Linked DNA regions of Homo sapiens: region 1 is linked to region 2. A link is a contact called in ENCODE Hi-C or POLR2A ChIA-PET data. All regions are on one chromosome and are shown on one strand. Each heading gives the region's core, a stretch centred on a gene start or an enhancer-like site at or near the end of the contact. The rest is flanking DNA. Distances are from core to core; before and after follow the strand shown. Region 1 holds the start of SCAF1 (SR-related CTD associated factor 1). Region 2 holds the start of KMT5C (lysine methyltransferase 5C).

Region 1 (3,011 bases), core at 310-2,809, 5.7 Mb after region 2:
CAGCCCCAGTTCCTGGCCCTGGAACTGCTCTCCAGCACCTCCCGGGGAAGCACATGCTACCTACAACAGTGACTGTCACATATCAGAAGCTTAATCAACATCTGCTGACTACAGGCTGAGGGATCCCCAAACCCTCTGCAGTATACAAAGATGCTTGCTTGCTCATTTAGAAAGCACCAGGCTTCGCAGACACACCCTCAGCTACTGAGATCTTCTGAACAGAAGAATGCTCTGCAGATACTGCTAGGTCCTATCTGGATCAGTGGTTTCCCCAACAACAGGGTCATATACCAGTTTAGTGCTTCACAAATAGCTTGTTTTAAAAAGTAAATAGAACAAAATAGTTCTTCACAGCACAGCACAAGTAGTAAGTGGAAATGTCAATTCGTGGAAGGTGAGTTAATGTTAATACATTATGTTATATAATGTTAAATACATTATGACTGTCTGTACCAGGTCTCAATGAAAAAATGTATCTTAATGCAGATCACGGTCAACATGGCCCAGGTTTCCCCTTGAAAAGCACTGTAATAGTGGGTCTAGATGACCCTCCAGACTCTTCCAGACTAATGTAGATTAATTCTAACTCTCTCAATAACCCCCAGGGTAATGCAGAATCTTAAAACATTTTTCATTTGAATTACTGTCTGAAGGGCAAGTATATCTAAGCTGGGCAAAATTTCCTCATTCTCTTTCCGTATTATTATTCGCCACAAGCTGCTCTGACCCCAAAGGCATTCGAATTTGCTCCAGGCATCAAAACTGCATTCCTGCAGTCACATTAAAGCCATCTAGATGGTTCCAGGTCCTTCTAACTGCCCCCAGCCTCCTGTCACCCATTATTAGACACTACCCATACCTTGGAGACCCCAGACCCTCAGTACATCTCAATATTTGGCGCCCTTCCCTGGTGGGCATAACCCAACCCCCTAGGGGGCCCTAAATGACTTCTTAGCCCTTGAACACTCCTTCTAGGCCTGATAAATGGCCCCAGACTTATGCAGACCAGTTGCATCCTCAGGCCAGCCCATGCAGACACTTTCCAGCCCTAAAAGACATACCCCAGGCCTCTAGATGGCTCTGAAGATACTCTTCAGGTCTTGCAGACCCTCCTTCACCCCTGGGACATATCTCAAGATCTCAAGATGGCCCCAGAACCCTCTAACCAGACCCTAGCCTCCGGTCAGCCCAAAAAGACAATCTACAGTGTCTACAGACACGATCCAGGCCAGCTGTGTGATGGAGGGCAGGCCTTAGGCTCGGTCTAGGCCCAGAGACGCCCCAAGTCCTCTCGGAGACGCCCCATAGACGCCCCCAGGAACCCACGGATGCGTCCCGGGGCCCTGAGAAGGCCCCCCTCTCGGCGCCAGGTTTCGCCGCAGCTGCCGGGCCCGAGACCGCCCCGAGAAGCCCTCTAGGACCCGTGGCTTGTGGGGAGGACCCCGGGACAACTAGCGACCCAACTCCGCCCCGCCCACCCCAATAGGCCCGAGCCCCGCGGCCCGGACTGCCGCCGCCATCTTACCCCGCCGCTCGGGCTGCGGCTCCGGCCCCGGCGCGGGGCGGGGCGGGCTGGGGCGGGGTTCGTGAGCAAAGGAGGAGAGAGGCGGAGCTAAAGCGCCGCCGAGCTTGCCGGGATTTCAAGTACCGAGCACGGCGACGTGAAGGCCGGCGGGAAGGCAACCGCACTCGGTTTCCCAGAAGCCAATGGGACACATGGGGCGGGGTCCGCGCGATGCACGCCGGGAGGCGTAGTCCGCGCACCGCCTCTGTCGCGCGGGGACAGCTAATGGGGTGAGAGGTGAAGTGGGCGGGGCCGCGGTAGCCCGCGATGACGCCCCACAGTGCCCTGCGCGCGCGCGGAAAGGGTGGCGGAACAGGAGGTGACGTAAGAGGCGCCAGGCAGAACAGACGCAAGGGAATTGTAGTCCGGCGGAGTGAGCACGACTTGCTGGATGTTGTGCTGCCCACATTCTGGGGCTCTCAGAATCCAGATCCTCTAGGCCCCCCTAAATTTAGAACCAGACGGGATGCAGTGGCGCACACCGTAGTCCCACTCGGGAGACTGAGGCGGAAGGATGGCTTGAGCCTAGAAGTTAGAAGCCAGCCTAGGCAATATAGGGAGACCCCGCCTCTAAAAAAATAAAAATAGGCCAGGCGCGGTGGCTCACGTCTGTAATCCCAGCACTTTGGGAGGCCGAAGCAGGCGGATCATCTGATATCAGGAGTTCAAGACCAGCCTGACCAACATGGTGAAACCCAGTCTCTACTAAAAATACAAAAATTAGCCTGGCGTGGTGGCTAACGCCTGTAATCCCAGCTACTCGGGAGGCTGAGGTAGGAGAATCGCTTGAACCCGGGAAGCGGAGGTTGCAGTGGGCCAAGATCGCGCCATTGCACTCCAGCATGGGCTACAAGACGGAAACTCCGTCTCAAAAATAAACAAATAAAAATAAACTTAGAACCTAGAAGCCCGACCCCATAGCCGCCTCGTTCAGTACAGAGAAGTCTGAATTCCGAATCCTCTCACTCAGAGCAGTGTCCAGACTCCTATTTCCCTCCTCCCTCCGACTCAGGAGTCTGATTCTTCCTTCCTCGGATCCAAGAGTCGGTCTCCCAGACTAGTCCTGGTCTCAAGCTCTCACATACGAATTCGGGTCCCCCCAAGCCAGTGCCCTCGCTCGGATCCAGAATCCTGGGTCCCCAGCCTCTCCAATTCCTGGACCTAAGAGTCCAGGCCCCCGGCTCCCTCCTTTACCGAACCTAGTACGAAGGAACCTGTCTACCTTCCTCCCTGACACCCTCCTCCCCAGGACCCAGGAGTCCACATCTCCAGCCCCATTTTCTCCTAAGGACCCAGGAGTCTGGGCCCTCTGCTTCCTTCTCCTTCAAGACCCAGAAATCCTGGCCCCAGGCTCTTCATGACCCAGGCATCCCTACTTGGGCGAGCTGGCTCATGGATTAGGAATGCAGTGATCTCACGGCCCCTCCCTGCCCCGTTACCCTGCTGT
Region 2 (3,074 bases), core at 96-2,595:
AAGCGGGGGTGGGGAGGGGAGCAAAGGAAGACTATGGGGAGGCAGCACAGGTCAATATTTACAAAAACATTTTTTTAAAGCGGAGCCAGGAGAGAACGGAGAGATGAAGAAAACCACCCAAACCCCTAACCCGGACGGAGGGCCAGCCTCGTCCCCGCACCACGGCGCTCGAGGCTCATCCGCGCCCAGGAGAGGAGGAGATGGGGCAGGGCAAGGAGCGGGAGCTGCAGAGACGGCTGTGGAGGGGTCGGGGACAGACTGCGAGGCTGCGGGAGAGAAAGAGGGGGCGCTGCAGGAGGACGCCAGGGACAGCGGGGAAGCTGGAGAGGGGGCTGGGGGCAAGGAGAGAAACGCACAGCGGTGGGCACGGCAGGGGGCTGTGGGAGGGAGAAGGCTGCAGCCGGGCCTGGGGGCGCTCAGAGGGGTGTGAGGAAGGGATGGGGGTGCCAGGGAGGACAGAGAGCGGGGAATGGCCTAGGGACTCAGGGAGGAGCCAGACGGGAGACCTGGGTCGGGGGGCGGTCCAGGGATGGCGGAGAAGATCCTGGGTGTCCAGTGAGTGAAGGGCCTGAGAGGGCGGACAGGGGCCCAGGGATCCAAACGGGCTTGGTGGGGTCCTGGGGGATCCAGGAAAGGGAGACCCTAGGGAAGGGCCTGGGGACCCAGGGAGGCGCCTGGGTAGGCGGTGAGAGCCCAGGGCAAGGGACCTGGAGGGTCAGAGGCCGACCTCAGGGTCCAGGGAGTGCCAGGAGAGGGACAGAGGGGTCAGGGAGAGGTTCTAGGGCACAGAAAGACCTAGAGGGTCCAGAAGGAGGCCTGGAGGGTGAGAGGAGGTCGGGGATTGGCCCTGGGAGTGCAGGGAGGTCCCGGGGGTGAGAGAAGGGTCAGGGAGAGGCCCTGAGGGTGCAGGGAGAGACCTGGGGGTGCAGGGAGAGGCCTGGAGGGTGAGGTCAGGGAAAGGCCCTGGGGGGTGCAGGGAGAGGCCTGGAGAGTGACAAGAGGTCAGGGAGAGGCCCTGAGGATGCAGGGAGGGCCGTGGACGTAAGAAGGGGGTCAGGGCCCGGGTGAGGAAGCACAGGAAGGAGGCTGCAGTGCCGCGGAGCCCGAGGCCCGGCGAGGGGCCGGGAGACGTGGGCGCCTGGACACGAGGAGGGGCCGGGCGGGGTGGGGGGCAGTCGGGGCAGGGGGCGACTGGGGAGCCAAGGCGGCGCGGGGCTGGGGCCGTGAAGGGGCTCAGAGATCGGGCCCCGCGCCGCCCCTCACCCGCTTCTCCTCCTCCTCCTCAGGCGCCCGCGCCGCCGCCGCCAACACCTCCCACAGCCTCCTTCGGCTCTCGTCAAACACTGTCGCCGCACCTCCCATCTGCTCTCCGGGCCAGCCCCGCCAAGGCCACTGAGGCTTTCTATTGGCCACAGCCACCGCCACTCCTCCGTTGCTACGAAGCTCACGGCGCTCCCATTGGCCAAGCCCCACTCTTTCCCTCCGCGCCCGGCTCTCGTCAATACACAGATAAAACCCCGCCACGCCCCCGCCGCCGTCAAACGCCGCGAACTGTTGTCAGTGGTTCACATCGCTGTCCTTTAGTCGCTGCCATGGAGACTTGTCCCGCCTTCGCTCACACTGGGGCTCGAAATCGACGCACTCATTGGCCGAAAGCGCAGTCTCTCCGGGCGAAACTCGGTTTGGGTCGGGTTATTCAGGTCCAAGTGGAAAGAGGGCGGGCTCTGCCAGCTCCAGTAGTCGTATATGATTGCCTGGCCTTGGGACAGCTCCTCTTTCCATTGGGTAAGGCCTCCGTCCATCACCATAGAGTCGCGGCCTCCCTCTTCTATTTCTCCGAGGAAAGCTTCGGCCACAGGAGGGAGAAAGCCAGACCCGGCGGGAGGGAGGCGGTGAATGCGCGCGCACCGCCATCCCTCTCCCCTCCCGCCCCGCGAGGCCTGCGGTTACCAAGGCGACGAAACTTTATTGACAGCTCTGCCTGGCTACAAAGGGCTCCTCAGTCTCTCTCCCTCCCTCCCCGTTTACACCGTTGCGTTTTGGGAGTATCCACACGCACTCTGTGGGACCTTCCCGCGATATGAACGGGGTCGGATGGAGGGAGGGGAGGCTGAGGGAGGAGTGGGGACTTTTGAGACAAGCCCTGACTCCTGGGGCGCTCCCCTGGGGCACCCCCTAATTGGGATCACCCCCCCTACCTCAATCCTAGAGGCAAACGTAACTAACAATTCATCATAATTACGCCGAGAATAATAAGCTCCACACTCAGAACAGGCGGTCTTTGTTTGCTTGTTTGTTTGTTTCGCCACAGCCATTCTTCCCTTAACGACACTGATACCATCTGGGCAGTGCGTGCTCAGGCGATGTCGTCATCCTGCCAGCATCCTAGAGCAACATCACTCACACCTACGTGGCAGGGCTGCTGGCACCTGGGCTGTAAGGTGGCCGGCGGCTCCTGGGCCACACAGCTGTGCAGCATGTTACTGTCCGGTAACACAATGTAGGCGCTTGTGTGTCTACACATATAGGATCACTGTCAGACATGCGCTCCACTGTACAGCTATAGATCGTGGGCACTTAAAACAATGCATGCCACAGAGTAGGTGCTGTTTTGGTGTGCTGTTTTTGGTGTTTTGGTGTGTGTGTGTGTGTGTGTGTGTGTGTGTGTGAGAGAGAGAGAGAGAGAGAGAGAGAGAGAGAGAGAGAGAGAGAGAGAGAGACAGAGACAGAGTATCGCTCTCTCGCCCAGGCTAGAGTGCAGTGGAGTGATCTCGGCTCACTGCAGCCTCTGCTTCCCAGGTTCAAACGATTCTCCTGCCTCAGCCTCCCAAGTAGCTGGGATTACAGGCATGCACTACCACCCCTGGCTAATTTTTTTTTAGACAGAGTTCCCTCTTGTTGCCCAGGCTGGAGTGGAATGGTGCGATGTCGGCTCACTGCAACCTCCGCCGCCCAGGTTCAAGCGATTTTCCTGCTTCAGCCTCCCAAATAGTTGGGATTACAGGCATGCACTACCATGCCCGGCTAATTTTTTTTTTTTTTTTTTTTTTTAGTAGATACGGGGTTTCACCATG

The links. Hi-C counts contacts between places; a loop is a spot of excess contacts on that map. ChIA-PET counts read pairs that join two places held with the same protein, here RNA polymerase II (POLR2A). Pooled maps may share reads with other maps.
Region 1: a loop to region 2 is called in a pooled map, with 20 times the contacts of the local background. The contact joins the promoter of SCAF1 here to the promoter of KMT5C in region 2. A Hi-C loop is called at or near these places in 6 of 50 pooled maps. POLR2A ChIA-PET finds 5 or more read pairs at or near these places in 2 of 52 experiments (MCF 10A and PC-9).

The regions. Positions count from the first base shown.
Region 1 is chr19:49,640,757-49,643,767 of GRCh38, reverse strand. SCAF1 (SR-related CTD associated factor 1) reads right to left here and starts at 1,559. Exons shown (of 11, transcript NM_021228.3): 1 at 1,526-1,559. RefSeq lists a silencer at 1,349-1,638 and enhancers at 1,669-2,018, 2,129-2,228, 1,769-2,438, 2,439-3,011.
Region 2 is chr19:55,338,147-55,341,220 of GRCh38, reverse strand. KMT5C (lysine methyltransferase 5C) reads right to left here and starts at 1,345. Exons shown (of 9, transcript NM_032701.4): 1 at 1,264-1,345. RefSeq lists a silencer at 1,194-1,253 and enhancers at 1,274-1,343, 1,653-2,426, 2,427-3,074.